Regions from separate parts of the Homo sapiens genome. Here all the other regions are linked to region 1. A link is a loop called in an ENCODE intact Hi-C map of the cell type or tissue named here. Cell type or tissue: endothelial cell of umbilical vein. All regions are shown on one strand. Links, peaks and the distances in the headings refer to the core of each region. The heading gives the core; the rest is flanking DNA. Region 1 overlaps PLXNA2 (plexin A2). Region 2 overlaps PLXNA2 (plexin A2). Region 3 has its middle 42 kb from the start of CD34.

Evidence for each region. A loop is a pair of places that touch in the nucleus more often than their neighbours do. Peaks named below come from ENCODE experiments on the same cell type or tissue, not always from the same donor. Only the 100,000 strongest peaks of a DNase experiment are listed, where the experiment ranks them.
Region 2: a loop joins it to region 1, with 5 times the contacts of the local background. A loop is called at or near these places in 36 of 110 quality-filtered maps.
Region 3: a loop joins it to region 1, with 2.8 times the contacts of the local background. A loop is called at or near these places in 4 of 110 quality-filtered maps.

Annotation. Positions count from the first base shown.
Region 1 is chr1:208,235,310-208,243,231 of GRCh38, reverse strand. The region is part of intron 1 of PLXNA2 (plexin A2); the gene reads left to right. Among named protein-coding and RNA genes, the nearest start is that of PLXNA2, 5.1 kb to the left of the region's middle. RefSeq lists an enhancer at 1-310. In endothelial cell of umbilical vein, for the core only: a CTCF peak has its summit at 3,998 (motif pointing right); DNase peaks (open chromatin) are centred at 3,981, 5,791 and 6,561; H3K4me3 peaks cover 1,021 bases; H3K27ac peaks cover 4,881 bases.
Region 2 is chr1:208,089,498-208,097,419 of GRCh38, reverse strand. It overlaps PLXNA2 (plexin A2), which reads left to right. Exons shown (of 32, transcript NM_025179.4): 7 at 537-690; 8 at 1,295-1,391; 9 at 4,520-4,634. Among named protein-coding and RNA genes, the nearest start is that of LINC02767, 130 kb to the right of the region's middle. In endothelial cell of umbilical vein, for the core only: a CTCF peak has its summit at 3,470 (motif pointing right); DNase peaks (open chromatin) are centred at 2,909 and 3,419; H3K27ac peaks cover 1,358 bases.
Region 3 is chr1:207,865,220-207,873,141 of GRCh38, reverse strand. No RefSeq gene overlaps it. Among named protein-coding and RNA genes, the nearest start is that of CD34, 42 kb to the left of the region's middle. RefSeq lists enhancers at 2-61, 4,591-4,770, 4,851-4,900 and a silencer at 3,931-4,320. In endothelial cell of umbilical vein, for the core only: a CTCF peak has its summit at 3,893 (motif pointing right); DNase peaks (open chromatin) are centred at 3,911 and 4,831; H3K4me3 peaks cover 1,612 bases; H3K27ac peaks cover 1,226 bases.

The sequences.
Region 1 (7,922 bases), core at 1,863-6,862:
CCAAAGCCACACTGGCCAGCGATCGATTTGGGGGCGTTCACTCCAGTGCCGGGGTCCCTGGTGGCCGCCGGCTCTCCCTTCCGATCGGGGACTGGAGATCAGGGGAATGGGAAAACATCATTTGCGCGGGTTCCATAAGGCTCAGGGAGAGATTCCTAGGCACTGAATGGGTCTAAGTGTTTCATCTCCCGGGGCTCCCTTTGCGGTGTATCGCCCAGCAGGGGTCCAGCCCCTTAGTTTGAGCACCACAGGAGTGCTGGGGGTTGAAATGGGAGTTTGCTTAGGGTCCCAGAGGCTCCTTATGAACCATTTGAGAATGTTTCCTTCCATGTGCTCTTTCTTGCCCCACCCCACAAGTGAGGTAGGGATCCTAGAAAATTCTAGCCCTTTTTATCCATCCCACAGGTAGTCTCTATAATGCCAATCATGGTCTAGATGCCCAGAGAGTCACCAGAAACTACCATTTTAGATCCCCGAAAAAAGTCCACCTGTTTGGAATGACCCTTGCCCTAGTGGGAGCTACCTACTCAAACTCAGCTCTGCTCAGGAGGGATAGAAATAATGGTGGGGAGGAAGTTGGATAAAAGATTTGGGGCTCTAGGTCAGTAAGGGTCTAGAAATGAGAGCCCCATGAAGTGGGCAATGGAAATCTGAACAGGTCCCCTGTAGGAATCTTAGAGTGACAGTGGCACACCAGTAGAAAGTGCACAAGGGACATGAAGGCAGCATCAGTTTGAGGGGACTGGGACTGCCAGTCATAGCTTGAGGCAGTCACTTGGGGGCCCATCAGTTTGGAAGAACCCACAGAAATTTGGGGGCACATTCATTTCCTTCCATTCACGCGCACAGTGGACAAGGCTTATGAGCGGCAGGCCAAGATGAGTATCTTGGCTGGCCTGGGCTGGAGGCTTTGAGAGCAGGAGTCAGGTTTAGCTCTCCCCTCTCCCCACACAATAGCAGTCTCCCTCCTTTGCTGGGCTTCTTTCCCAGATCTTGAAACTTCACTCTTCCCTCTGGGTTGGCTTTGGATTCTGGGGCCTTCTACTGATTGACAGAGCCCCAGGAAGAGATAACCTTGGCTGGAGGAATTCAGCTATTCCTAACTGAAATGCACAACTTTTATGCAATAACCCCAGAAAGCTCCCAGAGTTGCTTGCAGCCCTCTCCCCTCTGACCTCCAGGCAAGAAAAGAGAAGAATTCATTAACTTCCCTCTCTCTTCACGGAGCACCATTTGAACTAATTACCTGGGATCTCTCCTTGGTGGTGGCCTGGAGGCTGAAGGGGCAGTGAAGAGAAAGGGTAGGGAACCAAGGAAACAGTGGAATCTGTCATAGCGAGGTTGTTTTTCATTCCCCTTCTTCCACCTGGCATCACCACCAACCCCTCCTCATTCCAGAACTTGCCCCTGCTGCCACCAACCAGCATTACCTAAAGGAGCTATTTCCCTCCACTCCGCAGCCGATCGTCTTCAGGGACCTGCTGATAAAGGGAGGGCAATGCAGATTACCCTCTCTGCTCCCTCACTGTCCTCAGCAAATTGCATTAGGATGGGGGCAAACTGGCTTGCAAAGCAGTTAAATGGAAATGACATTTGGAGCGATGTGCAGGGAAGATGCTGAGGAGCAGCAGTGGTAAAGTACCAGGAGATCTCTATCCAGGGACCATGAGTCTGCCAAGGAAATCCCAGCTGGTCCTTCTTTTTGGCAGGGCATAAGGACAGGGGTCCCTCAAAGCCTGGAGCAGGACAGGGGGGCTGGCTAGCTTTTCAGCCCAAGTCTAAATGAAGAGTATGGCAGTGTCTTATGTCCATCGCCCAAAACCATGTCATTACAAGGTTGGTGGCCCCCCTTTCAGAGCTAGTCTGAATACCTATCCCTGTCTTCAGAGCACCAGGGAACATTCACCCTGCAACTCTCTTGACCATCAAAAGCTGCAGATGCGGTGAATGTAAAAGTTCCTTCACCATCTGTTTTACTGAAGTCTGCACTTAAAATGAGGTTAAAAAGAAAGCCCTCAAAGAACAGCTACCTGTTTCCTAGGTCCCTTTCCCATTTACCAATACTTCTGCTTACTCAGCTAATCTTTATTTCATGGGCAGGTTACAAGAAAACATAGGAACAGGAGGGGAAACCAGTGACATGGTTAAATATACAAGGCAGCAGCTGACAGCAGCCTAAACTCACCACTTTAGGTGCTATGAAATATTTATGGTGCTGGAGTTGTCACTGTTTGGGGGTTTTATAGTTTCTATCCTACCTCATTTTCTATGATTGCCTCCCTAAGATATAGGGTTTGGTGTGGGGGAGGCAATTCCTGTCTCCAGCAGCACCTCCCCACCACCACCAGCTGTCTCCCTGCATTGCCACACAGCTGTCTCCACACACACGAACTGAGGCACAATATACTTCTGTCCATCATGGCAAATGGAGAGGCAAGGAGCGCCTAGCCAAGCCCCCACCCCCCACCCCCATTCTGATCATAAAGAGACTGGAGCATTGTGTTACAGTCTGTTAACTAGAAATAATTCAGGACTGACTGTCCATAGGGAAACTGGTAGAAACAGGCTTTGAGGTGCTGGGAGTTTTACAGCTCGTGTGCGTTCCCCCCTCAGCCCCAATCACCACCGCCCCACCCAGGGGCAGTCTGTTATCAATTCATTATATGTGAATATTCTATTTCTACCCTTCACATATGCTCAGTTCAAACAATGATGAATGGAACCAGTTCCCTGAACAGTTTTTTCACTTCGTTACAAAGATTTCATGCCTGATTAGAGTAAATGAGGGGTGGGTGTGCATCCACTTCTTTTTCGGTCATTTCTAAAGGTGAGCCCTATGGAGACAGAGAGAAAGGCAGTTCTTCCCAGGGTCAAACAGCTGGTCTCAAGGCACGAGGGAGGGATGGCTGGTAAGAAGAGGATATCCCCGTCCTCCTGGGCTTAGCCCTCAGGCTCTCCTGGGCCTCATTCCCTGGCATTTGGGCATATGGAACCTCTTTATCTAGCTCCACACTGCTCCATCTGGAATTGGAGGGCATAAATAGAGGCGAGAAAGTTCTTTGTTGGGGAGCAGGGTCCTTGCGGGGTAAGAGTGTAAGGGGAGAGGAGGAAGGAAGGGCACAGAGCTGAAAGAAATGGCTGAGGCCTGAGCAGTGCAAAAGTTCTCTGCTTCTACAGTTGGTTAACCATTAACCGCCTTCCCTGCTCTGGTTCTGTCTCTCTCTTGGGTGAAAGAATATCTCTGGGAAACTCAGAGGACCAGCAGGTGTTCCCCCATACCCCCCTTCACCCCAGCTTAACATTTGCTGTGTCTCCACTGTCCTGCCACAGCCCCAGGCTCAGCCACTGACCCCCACTCACCTCTTCCTCACCTTCTTCCCCTACCCCAGCATACTCTTCCCACGCACTGCCAGTTGTCCCTTTACCCAGGCATTGCCAGTTGTTTGCAGGGCAGGGCGTGTGTCAGAGACTGGGAAGCAGGCACAGAGGTGGGGAGAATCTATTGAAGGGAGCAGCCGGCTTCACACAGGATTCGGAGCAGGAGCTCTGAGCTCAGGTTATAGACAGCTCTATAACCACTAGGATTTTCCTAGTGCTTCTCACTGTGGATCTGGCTTGTGGGTGGCTGTTTTGGCCGTTTGAAGTGAGTCCATGTGGTCCAAGGCCTGACCAAGGCATTCCTAACAAGTCAGACCTGGAATCCTGAACATCAAAGAAAACCAGCAGGTGGATGGAAGATGTAGATCAAGATGCAGGAGCAAAGGCACACATGGAAAGACAGAAGTCAAGATGTGGGCACAGGCACAGATAAATGGAGAGAGGGAGGAAGACAGCAAGGGAAGATAAAGACAGAGAGATTAACAGTGTGAATGGGGGTGGACAGAGCTCAGAGTGAACACAAAGAGAAAAGTGGGAAAGAGAGCCTTGCAGGCAGAAGGGGGTTTTCTGAATCTTCACTGGCCAGGGAGGCTCTGGGCTGAACTGAGAAGCCGAAGTAGCAGGTTATCTCCACTAGAGGGGACTCTTGAAAGCCAGGCTTGGCCCAAAACAGTGGCTTTTGTGCTTTTTTTTTTTTTTAGAAGAAAAAAAATATTAATAGATGAGATATATTCGAAACTCCCAGCCGTCACTTCCCAGAGACTACAACTGGTAGGGTCCTATTGCCAGTGGGACCTTTGGGCCTCTGTCTGTTTGCAGAGGATGAGAAGGCGCCTGCAGCATTAAGCTGGGATGCATGGGTTGTGAGCAACTCCGGAGAGGCCTGCCCCAACAGGTCACGTCTAGGGCTGGGTGGCAGGGAGGGAGTGCATTCTCAACTTAACAGGGAGTCCAATCTGCTGGCTGGCCCGCCAAAAGGCCCTTGCCGTTCTTATCAGCAACAGAAGTTTCTGACCCAACCCCGAGGGGCCTTCACATGCTTCCCATCTCCCAACTCCCTAAATACAGATTTTTGAGACTCTCAGGTAGTAGCAAAACTGCTCCTGAGGAGACTTTTTTTTAAAAGAGCTTTCAGGAACTGAATGCATGTCAACATTGTATCGCTGATTTAATCTTTTTCTTCATATTCTCTGTGGGAATCTTTCTCTGAATTATAATTCCCCCTTTCATTTCAGCAGAGGACAATATTGAGAGACAGCAGAGTCCAGAGGCTTTTCTTATCTAAGGAGATAATAACTGCCTAACAGGGGCATGGAAAAATATTGAAGTATTGGGATGGGCAGGAGACCAGAGAGCTTAGCCCCGTCTCTTCCAATCTGATAGCATCCCTTGATAGTTCATCTTGGTTTGCTTTAGCTCAGATGTACCTGGACGTCAGGGCAGGGGGAAGGGAGGATAGAGAAAAGAAAGAAGAAAAACAAGATAAATGTATCGTGTTATGAAAGTTTAATTCTGCTTTTCTTTGGCTAAAATTACTTTGAGGGTGAAAGATAAAAGGTAGTAGAGTTGCCCTTGGAAAGTTCAACTTGTCTTTCAGAGGGAAGAGGAGGAGGGATCCCAGGGCTCCGAGTGAAGAGCTGGTGAATGAGCCTGTCTCCTCTGATCCCCGCAAAACACACATATTCTCTCCGACGCTTTGAGAGGACGGAAGCTTCTGACAGAGGAACCCTAGCACCTCCCAGCCCTCTTGGAGGAGTTGTTCTCCCAGGCTTTCTCTTGTTCTGTCTAAACAGCCTCCCTCTCAACCATAGTATAGAGGGATAGAAGAAGGAGAGATTCTTACCCTTTGCACTGAACCAAATAGGATGACACTGAAAGCGGGAATTGGAATTCATTTAAGTTTAAATAAATAGGGATCGATCACCTGTGTGGTGCCAAGAATGTGGTAGCTCCCTCCTAATACAAGGATGAAAAAGTAATAGATCTTACCTTCAGGGCATTTACAGTACACTCAGGGAGTGGAGGAAGAAATTGCATAGCCAAGTACCCCCAAATACCTTTAGTAAAAGGCAGAATGGCATTAACAGTGTGTACTAGGGGGTCAGAGGAAGTGAGAGCAGACAGCTCCTCAAAGCCTTTGCTTTAAGTCATGGGAGGTGAAGATTTCCAGGAGAGACTCAGAGGTGCTGGAGAACTTCACAGTTTCCTGTGAAGAAGGATGACTATTTAATGCTCTCGCAGTCTCCAGCCTCTCACAGCTACCCGTACCTACCCAGTTTTCCCCTCGTTCTTCTCTGAGGATTTTAAACTGGACAGCGCTGGAGTTGTTTTCTATTAGTCAATATCCTACGGCAAGGACTCCAGGGTGCACACTCCCAAGGATTTTCGTGTTGTATTCTATGTAAATTGCATCCCTTTCTGGTACTTCTGGAGCTGGCGTGTAGAGGCCAGTGTGGTGCCTCAGGAAATATTATTACTCATCCACATTCACATTTAAGTGTCCAGAATCCTGCTATTATGCATCTACTCTTATCTGAATGAAGTTATTAAATGGAAGGACCTGAGAGGGAAGATTTGGATTTTATCCCTACACCTTGGCTGTCCACTCCTCGGGCTGCCTCTGCCATGTGCTTGCTACCTGGAGAAGGAGCCAATCTCTTTAAAGCTTTCTGTCCATAAAGAGGGTAGAGGGATACTAATAGAGAAAGGTTAGGAGGATGAAGATTTCAACTCAAAGAGAAGGTAGCCATTCTGCTTTAAGCTTTCTGTCCATAAAGAGGGTAAGGGATGCTAATGGAGAAAGGTTAGAAGGACGAAGATTTCAACTCAAAGGCTGTCTCTAATCCTATAAAGGAAGGTCATGCTCTCCCTGCACCTCGTCTGAGGCTGGGGGAGCCACATCAGTGATGCTGTCAGGGAACTGACCCCTGCACTGGGAAGCACAGAGCTAGGGCCATACTTGGGCTTCAAGAGGCCTGTGAAACCTTGGAGATTCTATATCTTCAAGAATGATGTGGGTATGTGTAGTCTTGTATTTCCGAAGAGAAGGAGTTCTTGCCCCCTCCACAATGTAAAGAACCACTAGATTCCAGTCTCTAGAGCCTTTCCTAGCCGTCATTTCCGCTTCTGCTCTGGTGGTGGAACAGGGCTTTGGATGAGGAGCTGTAACCCCAGTGCTTCTGAGAGTGGTAGACAACTCACTGAGTGAACGAGAACACGCCAGGGACAGCTCAGAATGTCAGCGGAGCCTATGGATTGTGATTGCTCTGTGACTATGGGCAGGTCTTTTTACCTTTGAGCAGGGGTTAGAGGGAGCAGCCGGCCAGGCAGTGTGCTCCACCCTTTAAGGGAGAGAGGGTGGAAGGTTCAGGAGCAGAGGAAGGGGTGTGTAGAAAAGCCCTGCCTTGCCTTATAGAGGCAGCAGGACCAGCGGGCAGACAGAAGTGGCAAGAGGGGATGTTGCTGCTTTGAAGTGGTTTCCTGCTTCATAAAAGTGAAAGGCCTCGGCTAGGCTGGGTAAATATTACGTTGGCCTCTGACCTCCCACCTCCCCTGACTGCTCCCCGGTTTCCCATTTTTTTCTCCTGAGGAACAAAAATACCTGAAGGAGAAGAGCCAATTTTTTGAATTTCACTGAGAACAGCGTTCTTAGCGGGAGCCCAGCCCAAGCCAGACAGGAAGACCCAGGCTCCTTCCCCGTCCACAGGCAGGAGGCCCCTCGTGAGTCAGCAAAGCTCTCGTTCCAGGTCTCCACTCCACGTTTTAGGGCAGTGGTGTTTTCCAGGAGCAGGGCCGGCTGGGATTTCACAGTGCCCTGACAACACTGATGCCCCACCCTGACTCCAGCTGCTTAAAACTTTCTAACAAGTCCCTTCACTCTCTGTGACATTAAAACCCAGGCTACGAGGTTTTCTGTAAGGCAAACACCCCACCCCCTGAGGTTTATCTGTAAATGAACAAAATTTGAGTCTACCGCCCCACTCTGAGTGACCCACAGGGGGTCAAGTTCTTCAAGTTCTTCAGCTTTCTTGGCCCACAGACTTAGAGAGAAAGATCTGAACTGCATGGGGAGCTGGAAGCCCCTCCCAGCACAATCCTGCAGGAGGTTTAGGCCCCACTGAGATGGTTGAGAGCAGATGGTCAGGAAGAGCCTGGTGTCAAAGAATCAAACAGGAACTAAGTGCCTGCCTTCACACTTGTAGCCCTTCCCACTTCCTAAAGATTTCTCACCTGTTGACCGGTGCTCACCCTCCGTTTGTTCCCTGGTCCCAGGAGGGAGATAAGAGGTTAGTTACGCTCTGGCAGAATTGGCTCCTGCCCCTTACCCAGCACCTCGGTTTCTCCATCTGTATAATGGAATGAATACTCAAGCACCTTCACTTGTCTTTGTTTCTGGAGCCAGGCCCGGGAAGAGGGTGTTAGGAAAGTTGGAAAAACGACAAGTGCTGGAAACAAGGAAAACTATTCTAAATTTTGGGACAGGTATAAGAAGCGAAACTAGGGTTATTTTCCCCCTCTCTCTCCAAATTTGTTTGGAATTTTCT
Region 2 (7,922 bases), core at 1,181-6,180, 150 kb after region 1:
CACAAACTCTAGGGAACACGCAGCCTTTAGAAGCAGCCTCTTGATGAATGACAGCCAAGGTGAGGAGCTAGCTATCTTCCACCAACCTAGTGAGCTCCTGGTAAACCTCCAGGTTGGTGATATTTACTCCCATGAGCCATGGCTAAGGCCTTGTCTGTGAAGGGCTCGGCTCAGGACTTGCTTTCAAGTTTGTGTGGTGCCTTGCAATTAATTTTCATGTCAAAATGAACAGGGGCTTAGATGGATTTTGGTACCTTTCCCTCTAGCGCCCCCACCCCTAGGGCTTTCTAATGCTGGAGAAGATGGAAACATTAATTAATAATAATATTAATAAAGACCATTGACCCTACACACATTGAATAATTAATGACTGTAACTTCAGTGTTCAAAGCTGGAAGACCACTTAGACCAACATCCTTCTTTTATAGATGAGGTCAGGGGAGATCAGTGAGCAAAGTGGGTCACAGCAGGGCTGGACCTGGAGTCCAGGTCTCCTGAGGCATTTCTTTGGCATCATCTCTTTGCTCCTCCCACAGCTTAGCCTGGTAGTGAGTGATGCTCCTGATCTATCTGCGGGTATCGCCTGTGCCTTTGGGAACCTGACAGAGGTGGAGGGGCAGGTGTCCGGGAGCCAGGTCATCTGCATCTCACCTGGGCCCAAGGATGTCCCTGTCATCCCGCTGGATCAAGGTAAGAAATATCTGCCATGAGAGCCACAAATGAGGGGCTTCTCTATACTGAGGGAGCTGGGGGTCACAAGAACTAGGCACACAGTCTTCTTATACCAGATACTAATATTGGCTTAGACAACTTGTTTACGTTTGAAAGCAAACTGTCATGCCCCAAAGTGAATTTCAGGAAAGAAAACACTTGCTCCACTTTGAGTTAAGGCTGCACAGAACACAGCGTCTTTCCAGATAGCCCGTCCCTCCTAGGAATGGAGTGGCTTCCATCAGTAGTTTTTTAGCAGGTCTCTCCACAGAACTGGGGGCTCAGACCTAATATTTCTGAAATCCTTTCAGTAATGGAACATGACTGACAAAGGCAAGGGGCTCCGTGGAATCTGCTTCTTCCTCCCTGCAGGCAGAGGAAGTCTGGGTCTGAGGGGTGGGCTGGTATTTACCCAAAGAGGCTTCCTTGGGAGGAGAAGAGACGATTCAGGCAGGTTCCACATAGTATCTACATCCTAAGAGAGCCCTGTGGTGGCTTCATGACTTACATTTTATTTTTGTGGCTGTCCACTGGGTCCCCCACGTTGTTACCCAACCCCATCCTTTTTTGTTTGTTTTTCCAGACTGGTTTGGGCTGGAGCTACAGCTGAGGTCCAAGGAGACAGGGAAGATATTTGTCAGCACCGAGTTCAAGTTTTACAACTGCAGTGCCCACCAACTGTAAGTGCTTATTAGAAAGGGTCTTGCTCTGGGTCTGGATGTGGGTATGGGCTTTCTTCCCCTCGATGCTAAGCTCCTTTAGGGCAGGAACCACGTTGTAGTCACCTCACAGTTTCCCCATGGGGCCTGACACTTTGTTTGGACAGAGTACACTGTACATAAATACTACCATATTAAACCAAATGGTATTTACTCTCTATAGTCTCTGAATCCTTGGATGCCACCCCAACACACCTAACCCCCAACTCTCAGGCCAAGATAGTAAAAAGAGAGTCAGAGAACAGGAACCGTAAAAAAAGTTCTTCATTTTCCATCACTTGGTGGTGACTTTGAAGGTAGAGGCTGACAGTGAGTGGAGTATGGACATGTCACCCACAACCAGATGAAGAGGGACTCCGAGATAGCGACTCGGCTATGCACACAGTCACCCACAGAGGAGGAGCAGGGAAGGGGGAAAGTAGCCTCTCTCAGCACATGATAAAAAGACCTGGATGGGGAGGTGGAGCAGAGGCCTTCACTCCATCATTTTTTAAATCCATCCTTCAATATTTTCAAGAGGAAGGGAAACCAGACAGGCCAAACCACAGCCTTCAGTGGGGCTTGACTTTAGTTCTACGGACCTCACCAGCCATTCCAGCAGCTGAATGCCTGCCAGTTGGTGCCCACACGCTATGAGACCCCACAACTGTGTGAGAAGCTGGGAACATTTCACAGGGAAAAAGCAGAAATGGAGGGAGTGAAACCCCTACTTAGTTTCTGCTGATCCTCCCTGGTAGAGAAACTGAGACCCTTTCCACAGAAGCTGGGAACTCATACACCATTTGGTTTAGAAAGAAGGAAACACAGGCCTCTGTAATAGAGCCACATAAGGGTCATAGGACCAAAAACCCTAGACATTCAGCAAGGGGAGAGGTCAATCAACAGCTCCATATCAGAGGAGGCAGTGATTCGGAATGTTTACGGACTCATCCTTCCCATTGTCCAAGGCAGGAACCACTTGGGATCCACATCATAGTCAGGTCTTCAGGGGTATCCAGTCTGTAGGGTCCAAGCTATGGGCATGAAGGACTCAGCAATCAAGATGGGAAGAGGGTCTGTTTGCAGCTAAACCCTAAAGGAATCTTTAGTCATTAGAAGAGGCAAATAAGCTAGTCCTCCTTATTCTCCATTTTTCTGAACTTGATTTTCATAATTAGAATAATCTTCTGGAGTTCTTTGGTCTCTACATTAGTCAAGGAAGGAGCCCCATTGGGACAAATAAATAGATGTGCTGAGAAAGACAGAACAAGTGATAGAAATGGCCTGGTGGGAACCAGGGAGGGCAGAAAGGGACTGAAGTTGAAATAGACAAAGCTGCCCTCTAACCACTGCATTTGAATCCCAGCAAACCCTGCTTTGGGAATGGCAAGCATCTGGGCAACAGAACTTCTTACCTCCTTCTCAAACTCCAACATGGTGGTGATGGAATCCATTGTTTGTGAGAGCAATCTTATCTCCATGGCAACAGAGTATGATGTCACCACTTTCAAAGATGTATTGCTATGGCAACACAGATGCTGTCACAGGCAGCAAGTTTTAACAGAAAAAAAAAAAGCAGGTCTCCTTGACAGCAAAGATTCCATTTTAATGCCAAACACTGCCTCTCTTGCCCTTCTCTACTGGAATTCAGTTAAAATTCATGGAATCAAGTATAGTCCCCTCCTTTTAATAATTTGCTGTAATAAAAGTAAACTGAGGCCCACAGAAAGATTAGTGCTACAATGAAGGTCACAAAAGTAGCCAGCGGAAGAGCCACATCTAGCTAGAGCCCCAATAACCATCCTCCTTAGGCCCTTGGTCCATTTTCATTATTTACTTGCTGAATCATAAGATGTTACCAAGAACCAGTCTATCTGAGAGTACATGAGATAGCATGAAGCTCAGAAACTAAAAAAGTCTGGGCAATGGAGAATGGGATAAAAATGCTCTGAATGGGAAGATGAAGTGTAAATGGGCTAACCAACCCAACATACTATGGCCTGTGAGCCGGTGACCCCTGGATCAAGCCCCAACCACCCAAATGTAATCAGAGCCCCACCAGGTGGCGCCAGACTGCAGACCTGGTCCTGTCCATTCCAGGTTGGCCTAGTTGTGAAAGACTAGATAGAGTAAGGGGGCTGCGAGGAGGAGCAAGACTAATCCCCCCTACAAAACCCATTTCCATTACAATGACCTGATCACACACAGAGAGCCAAAAGAATATACACAGTCTCCAGGTGAAATTGGAAGGAAAGAAGTGCTCACCCTGGCAAGAAAAGCACATACCACACACATATCCTACTGTTCCATGCCTGGGGGAGTGGGACAAAGTTACTACTTAATACTATTAGCTCCCCCAAGCCCAATAATACAGATGATATGAACCAATTGTTAACACTCAAATGTTATTTAAGAGGTTGAAATAACAGGTAATTTAAGCGCTTGACAATAATACTCACATTTAGCATGGCATTTTTCGAAACCATTTTCTATGCATTATCTCATTTGACACCAAACAGCCCTGTGGCATAGACAGGAATGTTTTATTACAGGCGGATGAAGATACTCCAATTCAGAGGGTGAAGTGACTTACTCAGTGTGACCCCAGTGGCAGTGGCAGAAGCAAGTCTATAATCAGATATGCCCAATTCCTGTCCCTGTACTCTGCCGGCTACCCTGTCTTTACAAGCAGTGAAATATTGGGAACTGTTTAGCTACCAGCATTCAGAAGAAAACCTAGTTTGCAGCATTGCCAAATTCTGTGGCGCAACTATTTCCACCATGGCCGATTTCAAACTACCACCATGATGTCTATCAGCTTGCAAAATTCCTGAAAATGTGAATAATCAGTTCTCATGAGCTTATAGAAGCACACCCCTGCTTTGTCAGTTATACTCTTATCTGGTCTCATTTTCTTTCCAATTTTCTGTTCCCATGAATATCATGGATGGAGAATCCACAATTCTTGGTGCTAGAGGATGGCCCACCAGTCTTCCCTCCTGAGAATGAGACTAGGATTTAAACACAGGTTAACAGACTTCTATCATGACACATGCCACCTTCCCTCTTTGTTCTCTTCTCTTTGCCTCTCACCATCTCTGTCCTTGCAGGTGCCTGTCCTGTGTCAACAGCGCCTTCCGCTGCCATTGGTGCAAGTACCGCAACCTCTGCACTCATGACCCCACCACCTGCTCCTTCCAGGAGGGCCGGATCAATATTTCAGAGGTAAGAAGGGCTTACCCTAACATGGCAGTGTTCCCAGTGAGTCTGAGTGGCCCCTCCCTCTTTAGATGGTCAGTCCAATGGCTTGGCCATTTTCTTGCCCTGGCCCATCTTGGCCGTCTTGCCAGAAATTCTGCATGCTAGAAAGCCCTGTTATTATAAAGCTCAAAAAAGTAGCAGCAAATGACCCCAGAGGCAGAGGCTATGTCTACTAGACTCCTAAGACTCTATGCATTCAAAAGCTTGAAGGTAACTGGGGGTTGAGACTGAAAGCTTAGAGGAAACATATTCAACCAAACAGACTCCCTGGTCTAGAAGAGTGTAGTGAATGGCATTTATTCTTTGAGTCTAGCCCTTTGCTTGGCTGCAGACATAGTCTAGTTCAATAGAACTTTCACTCGCAACCATTCTTTCATGCCAACTTCTCTTCCAACTCTAAAATTCAATGATTCTTTGACTCTGATGTATAACTGGGTGGGTGGCCTTGTAGAAAGTGAGAAAAAATCAGCTAGTGAAAAGAACCAGGCATTGCTAAAAGTCCTGTTTTATTATACAGTCGAAACTCCATCCCTAAAGCCTGACCCACCTTTGTTATTAACACAGTGAAATATCAAATTGCTTATCTTTCTAATGGGTATTCCATTCAATGGTTATTCACTGAAGTCTACTTTCTTATATATTCATAGCATGTCTCAGGACAGTGAAGCCTGCTTGCTCAGTCTCCCTTTCTTGTGTCGAAAGCTTTTCATACCCCAGCATGGCCAGTTGGATTTGAACAACTATAGAGACATTACATAGTTGCCCAAATGCACGTGTGCATATACACATATTTCTTACTCTATATTTTAGAAAATCCAAAAATGGTAATAAGTGACAATGTAGCATTTTTATATACAACTACAGTCTTTTTTTTTTTTTTTGATATGAAGTCTCGCTCTATCGCCAGGCTGGAGTGCAATGGCGTGATCTCCGCTCACTGCAACCTCTGCCTCCCGGGTTCAAGCAATTCTCCTGCCTCAGCCACCTGAGTAGCTGGGACTACAGGGGCATGCCACCATGCCAGCAAATTTTTGTATTTTTAGTAGAGACAGGGTTTCACCATGTTGGCCAGGATGGTCTCGATCTCTTGACCTCATGATCCACCCGCCTCGGCCTCCCAAAGTGTTGGGGTTACAAGTGTGAGCCACTCCGCCCGGCCTACTATAGCCTTTCTATACACATCTTCCTCTTGCGCTAGACTACAAGCTCCTTGAAGGCAAGGACTACATCTTATCTTTAAATCTTCAATGTCTTATTTAGCAAATGTTTGTAGAATGCATGCATGAAAGAATGGATGAACGAATGACCTTTCTATTTAAATCCCATTGATGGCAATTGTGTCAACTTGTCTAAGATTTCAAGTAATGGAGTCTTGTGTCTTCTAATCTTGATAGCAGTGCTGGTTGCTTCCATGGCTAAACATAAGAAAATAGACTCTGAAAGGTTTCTCAAACACATACCCCTTTGAACTCTTCTTAGTTTATGAAACAACAGGTGTTATGTTCAGTCAGAAAAATGGAATTTGCCTGTCTTGAAAGGGAGAAACATAGATGCCACAGGTGGCTTTTCAAACAGACCCATCTACGGGTGCCTCAGCATGACGAAACCAGGCATCTAGTGCCCTGAGAACCTTTCAGAAAAGCATTTTCCTCTAGCCAGTTGGTATGCTTTGATGCAGCTGGCCTAAAAACCCTACACCAGCCTTCCTGGACACTGGAGATTAACTCCAGCCCTGGAATTCTGCAACAGTATGAAACTGCTCTGGGGGCAGTCCTTTCACACAGAGCTGCAGGGAGAGGTGGGAGTGGGCACCACAGCTTGGAGCCAATGAAAGAATCGCTTAGAGGGGCAGACCTAGCCAGGAACAGCAGAGCCACCATGGGAGGCCTGGGCAGGGGTGAAGACTGAGCAGTGAGAGAGTATGAGACACAGTCTCAGAAACTAACCTTGACATGGGCCACTTTGAAAGTTCCTTAATAAAATAGATTGAGGTGGCCCCCAGGACACAGAGAGATTGGATGAAGTACAAATCTAGACAACAAAGAGCAGCTGCTCCACTTTCTCCTGAGGCTACCCACCTCAGGCCAAGAGAAACCCAAAGCCAAGCCTGAAAGCGACCTGCAGCTGAAGCAAGGGCATGCGAGTGTCACTCAAAGCAAGATAAATAAACTCTGCTGGGGTGTGTGTGGAGGCCAGAGAGCTGAGCCCCTGCAGGCTAATTGGAAGCAGGCCCGGCCTTCCTCACACCATTCGGAAGTCACTGAAATACAGCTCCCTCTCAGCCATGGATGAGAGATTCAACATTCCGGAGCTGGGCCAAGAGAAGCTGTTGCCTCCCTGCAACTCGGGATTAAATTAATACCAAAAGGGACCTAGGGGCAAACTCAGAGACTCCCCACCTCCTTTTTGTTTCATTTTCTGTCCTTGATGTCTGTGGCTTAGGGTTAGAGAAGAGCAGTCCCCTTTGTCTCCCTTCATCTCCCCATTGCCCTGAGTAGGAATGGTGTACGGCTGCTCTCTTATGCTCGTGTGCATTGGTCCCTGGCATGGCCCCAGGGATTGGCTGTCCGGAGGACTGTGAGGGAAGCCCAGACTCCATCCAGCTCCCAACTTTGCTCAGGAAAGGAAACAGGGTGCAGATTCCCAGCGAGGTTGCCAGGGCCACTTCCGGGGCTTCCTAAAATACTGCTTTGGCTCTTAACCACAGCTGGCCACATGTTCCTTTTCAGCAAACAGCAGCCAGGCCCCCCTCTTTTCTGTCCAAAGTTCTGCTTTAGGAGAACCCCATCCCTGAAAATTTGAGGAACAGCAAAGATGCACATGCCCAACTTGGGTAAGGTTTCCCTTACTCTCTCAGGCGTCCCAGCTGATAGTTTCATGTAGTTTGGGGAACTAGAATCCCCTGGATTTCCAGCTAACTGGAAATCCCTTAGCTATCTCTTTAGGGGTTCCTAGAATATCTCTTTTAGAATTCCAGTAAGCCTCCCTTCCCAACTTTGAATCAAAATTTTATGTCTGTCTGCTTCCTAGAAACAATATATAACTGATTAGCTCCATTGATTAATATAGCAACATTAATATATCACACATTTATAATTTCTTCACATGTGCCAGGAGTTCTCAAAGTGTGCCCAGGGACCGGCAGCATCAGCATCACCTGGGAACTTATAGAAATTCAAATTCTTGGGCCCCATCCCAGATGAGGCTAAAGATTGAGAACCACTGACATTTGGCATTTCAATGGATTCTTGC
Region 3 (7,922 bases), core at 1,816-6,815, 370 kb after region 1:
TTGTTTTGCAAGCTCAAAGGGCTCTGCCTGGGTCCAGAAACTCACAAGTCATTCTTCAAGAGTTCCAACAAGCTCTGAGCCCCACAGCCATCTACATATCCCCGACAAATGCACATTGAGGAGTACTGCAGCCTTCATACTCCTTTTCTCACTTTCCCAGCTCCTCCGATCTGCTCTGTCCCCTAGTTACTAAGCAGACATCCCCTTGCATTCATATGAAAAATAGCAGACACAGGGTGGGGTTTGGGGGCAGGTGTCTCCACTAGCAACAGCTCACCAACAGTTGATAGGTTATCTTGCTTAATCCTCCCAACAGCCATGTGATGGGCTATCAATCCCATTTTGCAGAATGGGGAAACTGTGGCTCAGAGAGGTTAAGCAATTTGGCCAGGCTTCCATGGGCTGTGACAAAGCACTTGGTAAGAGCTCAATAAACATTTGCTGATGGACAGAATTGAAAATATGGAGGAAATGGAAGATCTCCAGCTTCTGAGAAGCTCAGAGCCTGCGGGGGTCCAACTACACAGTAAAGGGGGCTGTCAATTGAGGTAGCCCCATTAGAGTAAGAGAAGGGGCAGAGATAGAGAGCATAGGGTCAGACCCAAGGCCAAGGCCAATTCCTCCCCACCCCATTCTTTCCTATCTTGGTAACTGTTGATATATAGTCCATTTTCTACCAACAACTCACCTCTGCCCCCTGTGCCTCAACAAACACATCCACACACACATAAAAACCCTTCAGAAGCGGTCAGTGGTGACATTTATGAGCTGCATGATCCTCAGGATGTCAACATGTACGTGTCCCAACATCGATACCTACTTTGGGGATGGAGAGAGGAGCAGTGGTGATGTGGCGGAGAGAGTCTGAGCTTGAAATCCCATGTCAGGCCTCTGTTCCTTGGCAACCATCTGGGTGACCTTAGGCAAATTGCTTTACCATGTCTACCTTCAGTTTCCTTATATGCAAAGTAGGAAATGTCAGCTGTCTATTCAAAATGTTATTGTGAGGATCAAGTGAAGTAATACAATACTTCTAACATATATATATATAGAGAGAGAGAGAGAGAGAGAGAGAATTTTAAAATTACAAAATACTTTGTTACACATATATCTCTGGCCACCTTCAGAGCAACCCTAATTATTATTATTTTCATTTTTTAGATAAGGAAATAAAAAACTCAGAAAGATTGAAATTCACTTGAAAACAGTGAATAGTGCTATTATTAAAAAGCAGTAGGCCTGTCCCACCCTATCTGACTTTTAGATTATGAAGCACCACTGCATTTACCCCCAGAGTCTCTCATCTGGGCTATGTGCCATGTTCAAAGCTTTCATTCATTTAATAAATATTTATGTGTTCCCATTTGGCACTAGGTATTGTGCTAGGCATTGAGGATACTATCGCAGAGGTATTAGTGTGGCAGGGAAAGCAGACGTCATATAAGAACAATAACAATATTGTGATTTTCATATTATAGCAGAGGAAGGGCCAGGTGGTGCAGGAGGAGACAGTTGGGAAACCTGAGGAATAGGTGAAACAAAGTCTCAAAAAGTCGGGGACAGCCAGGTGCGGCAACTCATGCCTGTAATCTCAGCACTATGGGAGTCTGAGGCAGGCAAATCGCTTGAGCTCAGGAATTGGAGACTAGCCTGGGCAACATGGCAAAACCCTGTCTCTACAAGATACAAAAATATTTGCTGGGCATGGTAGCGCATGCCTGTAGTCCCAGCTACTCAAGGGGCTGAGTTTGAAGAATCACTTGAGCCGGGAAGATCAAGGCTGCAGTGAGCTGAGATCACACCACTGCACCCCAGTGACAGTGACAGAGTGAGGCCGTCTCAAAAAAAAAATTGGGGGAGGACTTTTATCAAGATGGAGAGAAACATGGTGTTTAGTACAAGTGAAGCATATAGGTAAGAGTGGAGGCTGTGCCAAGACAGGAGGCTGGAGAGTCAGTTGGGCCCAGATCTAGGAGGCCTTGTGAGCCAGGCAAAGGAGTTTGAACCTCATCCTTAGTCCAGAATGAAACTGCATAAGAGTTTTACGTAGGGAAAGGATTGATATATTTGCAAGATCCTTCTAAATGGGATATTGTCTTAGTCCAAGCTGCTACAACAGAATACCACAGACTGAGTGGCTTAAACAACATTTATTTCTCACCATTCTGGAGGCAAGGTAGTCTAAGATCAAGGCATCAGCAGATCTGTGTCTGGAGAAGGTCTGCTTCCTGGTTTGCAGTTGGCCATCTTCTCACTGTATCCTCCCGTGTTGGAAAGCAGAGAGGGAGAGAGAGAGAAAGAGCACACAAACAAGCTTTAGGGAGATACAGACATTCAGTACACAGCAGATGTGGAGACTGGATCTGGGCCTAGTGAGGCTGGAGGCAGGTAGGCGAGTTAGGCTAGAGACAAATGCAGAAATCCCAGCAAGAAATAATGGTGGAATGAGCTAGGAATAAAGAGAGGGCCAATCTTAGAGATTTAAGATTTAGGAAGTAGAATCAGGATGTGGTGATTGATTGGCATATGTGCAAGAAAGGAGGGAAGTGAGATGGAAAAGTCAAGGATGACATCCACATTGCTTGTGCACCAGGCGGGTGGGGACATCCCTCACTGGACTAGGAGACACTGGTGGTAGAATATCTGCTATTTGGTATGTGTGTCCTGCATGAACTTGTCTTGCAACTTCATCCAGGAACCCCTAAATTATGGCTGCCTTGCCTGGAGGAGCAGGAATGAATGAGATAAGCCTATCAACTTGAGGATTCTGTTTTCCAGACGCCTAGAGGTCCATGTGGTGGAGCATCAGGAAGGGAGGAAAGGTGCAGGTAGAGCAAAGGCATTTGCTGGGCCTCCTATTCTCTCAATCCAATCTCTCTGATTACTTAAGAACTGTTTGTCGAAGGCATACCATGTAAGGCCCTTAGTAGTTGCAGAGGGAGAAACTGATCTTAAAACAGTTTTGCTATCTAGAAGGAGATAAGAAAACCAACCACAGAAATAAATACAGGTGTGTTTATAACATGTTAACAGCCATAAAAGACATACTCTCAGAAAACTGAGGTCATAAATGACATTGCTGATTGGGAAAATCAGAGAGGAAGAGGTTTTCGAGTTGGCCTTAAAGGACAGGTGGAATTTCTACAGGCGGAAATGTGAGGTTGGGCGTCCAGTGGAGATATCCCTGAAGGAGGAAAAAGCATGAGATAAGATGGCAGCGTATTCAGGTAATCACCAGCTCGCTCTTTCTGCTTAGGGTATCTGCACAAAGTGAGATATTAAGCTGGGATCCACGGAGCTTTGAGGAGTTTCAGAATTCCCTGAAATATTGTGCAAAATTATATTTCTGTATGCATGTGCTTTTTTTGAAGACAGGGTCCATAGCTCTTCTGCAATTCTCAGAAGGGTGTAGGTACAAGAAAAGGTTAAAAACAGCAGTTGAAATTTCCGAATTAGAATTTACAGGTAGGCTGGGGCATCTGTGCATGTGTGTTCTAACAAGCTCGGGAAGTGACTCAGTGCACACCTCGGATCTCTAGACGGGCCCATGGAGGCCTTGAGATGCCAGCCTCGAGCGCTTCCCACCCATTTCCCACCCCTCGATTCTCCACCCCCATTTTACAAGGAGTCACCAGCATCCCCACAGTCTCCACTGCCCTGGAAGAAATATGGCGAGGCAAGGTCAGAGGAACAGGGGGGAAATCAGAATATCTTGCAAAGACTCTGGAGTCCCCTTCAGAGACAGGGTGGGTGGGAGCTGCTCTGCCCCGAGTCTAGCGACGGCCACACGGCCTGACAGGTCTCCCGCCCCGCCGCAAGCCCATGGTCAAATTCTGGGAATTTCCGAATCAGTTGGCAGGCCCGGCTGCTGCAGATTTTCCCGGACACGAGCGTGCAGCGCCCGACGCGGCCGCTGGGTGGCGCCGCGCGGGACGCCGAGCGTGGGAAGCGCGGGCGCGCGGGCAGGCTGAGCTCACACGCCCGGGAAGCGGCCGCCGCGGAGCCGGCGTCCGCAGCGGCTGCGCATCTCGGGCCTGCAGCGGGGCGCTTGGCGGGCGGGGGCCGGGGGAGAGCCTGTTTGCGCAGTACCCCCGGAGGGCGGAAGGCCGCCGAGGTAAGAGCCGGGACTCGGCCAGGTGGGAGTGGGCACCTTGGGCCGGGCCTGCAGGGCGGTCCCCGAGCGTCCCGGGGTAGGGTGGGCTCCCTGGGGACGATGCCCAGGGCCCCGGCCGCGCTCCGGTCGCGCCCCACCCCGGCTGCAGCGCGGCCTTGGGGCGCTGCTGGCCTCGCCGCGGGGGTGGGAGCGGTCGCGGCCTGGAGCAGCTCCGGGCGGGCCCCAGGCTCTGGGGCCAGGGCCAGCTGCGCGCAGGGGTGAGTGAGCAGCCCCCGGGCCCTCAAGTGAGCCCCTGTCCGCTCCCCACCTTGCATTTCTCCTCTCCGCAGTGGGCGTGGTGCCCCTTTGCTGCAGAGGGGGCGCCCAGAGTTGAGGAAGGCTGCGGGGGAGAACGCAGAGACAGGTGGTTGAGGGGGCGAGGGCTGGTGCGCCAAGGCTCGAGGTATTAATGCGTATTTCTTTTTCCCCCCTTCTTCAGGGGGCGCGGAGGTCCGTGTGGAGGAGGAGGCGGGAAGGCCAGAGGCATAGCTCAGGAGAGGGCAGGTGCTGCGGGAGATCACTTGGCTCTGTCTCTGTTCAGCTGCCCCCACCCCTGCCAAATTAATAAAGTGGGTGTGGTGATGACGGTGGAGGAGTTTGATTAAGACCTGGCCCAAACTGCCCAGAACTGCCCCAGGCCGGCCGCCTAGTCCCGCGTGTATATCCGGGAGCCGCAGACTCTGAGCATTCTGTAGAGGGAGGGGGAATATTACCCGAAGGAGCTACAGCCACTGAGGCAGCTCCAGAGATAGGGGCTGCGGAGCAATCTTCAGGCTCACAGCCCAAGTTCATAGATGGTGAATTGGCCAGGAATGGTGGGAGATGGGGGCTGTAGGGAAATAGGGTAATTTCCTTAGGACCCCTTCCTTCCAGCTTTGCAACCGTAGACCAAAATTTGGGATCTGGCATTTGTCAAATGTGCTTAATTTTTTTTTCTTTCCCTTTCGGTTTGTTTTGTTTTTTAGAGAAACAGCAAGTGACAGAGCAGAGGAACGGCTGGCCCAGCCAATCCTGGAGCTGCTGTTGCAGCACTTGTTCCCCAAACAAGTGCTCCTACATTCTGGTAGGAGGACAGAGAGGAGGGGGCTACTGGTCCACACCCCTCCCCTGCCGAGGACCCCATGGCTGCTCCCCTGCAGGAAAGGCAGCTAGGCTGCCTTAGGCCGGATGGGCAGAGGCTGCCATGGCCCAGGGTGGTGACGGTTTTGCGGCCCCTCCCTGCTGCCCAGAGTGGGAAGAAGAGCGCAGAGCCTGGCAAGTTTCTCTCTGTGTCCTCTGGGCTGGAAGGAGCAGGTATAGACAGGGCCGAGGCAGCCAGGGCCTGGTGCTGCTTTGGCATTGGTGGCAGGAGGGCTGAACCTCCAGCCCCTTGGGTTTGGTTCCACCCCTGGCCTGTCCCTGGCACTCGACAACTGCTCCTGTGTGCTTATTGGTGCCACCATGTTATATAACGCTTATATAATCTTCCAGGGCGAGCACTGTGTCTCCGCTCTCAGGTCACGCAGACACGGTGTCCGTGTGGGAGGCAGGATCTGTGGAAGCCTGTGGGTGAACCTACTCCCCCGATCCCCAACCTGGCTCCTTCTCCTGATCTCAGCCATAGGAGGGGGGCTGGGAGAGCCAGGTCCCTCTCCACACCAGCTGTGTGGGATGAGAACACGGTTGGCTGGGCAGTTTTCCTCACCTTCCTGCCCCACTAGTCCCACTTGCCCTGTCTGGTAGAGCAGAAGCCATCCTTGTGCTTTGATACCAGCTCTTTGTTTTGGGGGACCCCTGGCATGGCAGGTGGCATGGCGAGATGAACCCCAAAATGTTGCAGTGGAAGAACACATGGTACTTAGGGTTGGATAAAGAGAGGGAGAAATTAGCTCTGCCTTTGAGGAGCAAGGGTAACTAGAAGGATGGTGGTGGCATTATAAGAGATTTGGAGCAGGCCTGGGGCTAGGGGATGGTCAGGGAAGGGTGTACAGGGAAGTAGATCAGACAGCAAAGATAAACATGGTGTTCTTTTACTGTACTCTCCACTGGGCTGTCCCTGGTTACCGGGGCAACAGAAGCAGTGATGAAAATCATGCCTTTCGTTCAGTGGAAAAATTTGGCTCCTCCTCCCGGCTCTTCCTTCTCTAAATCGCCTGTGACCCATTGAGAGGGTTATGCTTCCAAGGATCAGAGAGAGACCCCAGCATGTTTTCATCATGCTCCCCTTTCCCCAGTCTTCTTTATCATCTCCCCTCTTCCTGCATCCCCTGTCTCCCCCCACAGCTCGGCAGTTGGCAGTTGCGTAGGAGTTGGAGTAGATGCAGGGGGAAGGGCATGGACGTCATCACAGGGCAGGGTGAGCAGAGCGTGGGCAGAGATGTGGATGCAGGAATGCCTGGCACATGAGGAGGGTCCAGCATTGATGAGCTAGATGGAGCCAAAAGCCTGTTTCTGGGCTGGTAGGAGCTGAGGTGGGCAGGGTGAGATGATGGTGGGCCTTCAGAGTTCAGCAGTCTGGGTTCGAGGGAGTAGGAACTAGGAAGGGCCTGAGGTTTCTTGTGCAGATATCTTGTGATGAAAACTACCAAACCGTATCCCTTTTTGAAGTTAAGATTTTTGTTTAAGTTTTTTCTTTCATCTTGTGATGAAAACCGTGATTCATTCATTCAGCATTTATTGTGTGCCCCCCATATTAGGTGAGGTTCTGGGAACTGGGAAGCCGAAGGTGAGTAGCACTGGACCTTGACCTTGAAGAGACTGTGGTGAATGAAAGGAGGATGAGTATATGGGGGAAGATCTGGCATTGTTGCAAGCCTGGAATCTGGGGTCCCCAGCAGGAGACTAGCAACATACCAGATCGGAGGTGATAGGTTAGGGTGGAGCCTGTGGAAATGAAGAAGAAGAGATAATTTGGAGTGCTACTCTGGCTTGAGGACAGGACGTGGGGAAGAGAAAGTGCTGAAATTTTGAACCTTAGTGATTTATAGAAATAGAAACATTAGAGTTCAAACTTGTTTTGGGGAGTCATGTTTGATTTTCTTTTAGACATGTTGCCTTCAAGATGATGGCAGGGTATCCAAATAAAAATGTTTATGGTCAGGCAAGTAAAATATGCAATGGAAGTCAGTTCTGGGAAAAGATTTGAAGGATATTGGATTATGAAGCTTGAAGGTGGGTAGAGGTAGATCCTAGGGCCTGGGGCATTACCTGGAATTGAGTGAGGCTGTATGCCTTGTACTGGTTTATTATCCCAGGGCTTGCCCAGACCCTGGACATTTCTGCTAACAAAAACCCACATCTTCTACCAAACCATATCCCTTTTTAAAGTTAGGATTTTTGTTTAAGTTTTCCTCTCCCTAGTAACTATGTCCAGGTATACCTGGAAAAACACACACACACACACACACACACACACACACACACACACACACACACGCATGCACTTATTTCCCCCAAGGTCTTGTGCCATTTGCTTATAGCTCGGGGACGTGCTGTAGAAATGTGCCACAAGTCTTTGGCCTCTTCTAGCAAGCTGTTTATCACCCTGGAGGAGTAAGAGCACTGGACAGAGTCAGGAGACTTTTGCTAGCTACGTGATCTTGGACACACCACTTCCTTTTCCAGGCCTAAGTGTCTAGTCTTAGGGATCTAGCTTCTTCCAGTTCTGAAGCCCTCTGATTTGATGTCTGGAAAGCTTTTTCCACCTTTGCCCAGGTTTCTGATGCAGACCAGGCTTTTTGAACAAGTAGCCTAGATTTCTTAGTACCTTGTGGGAGGGACTAGTAGGGAT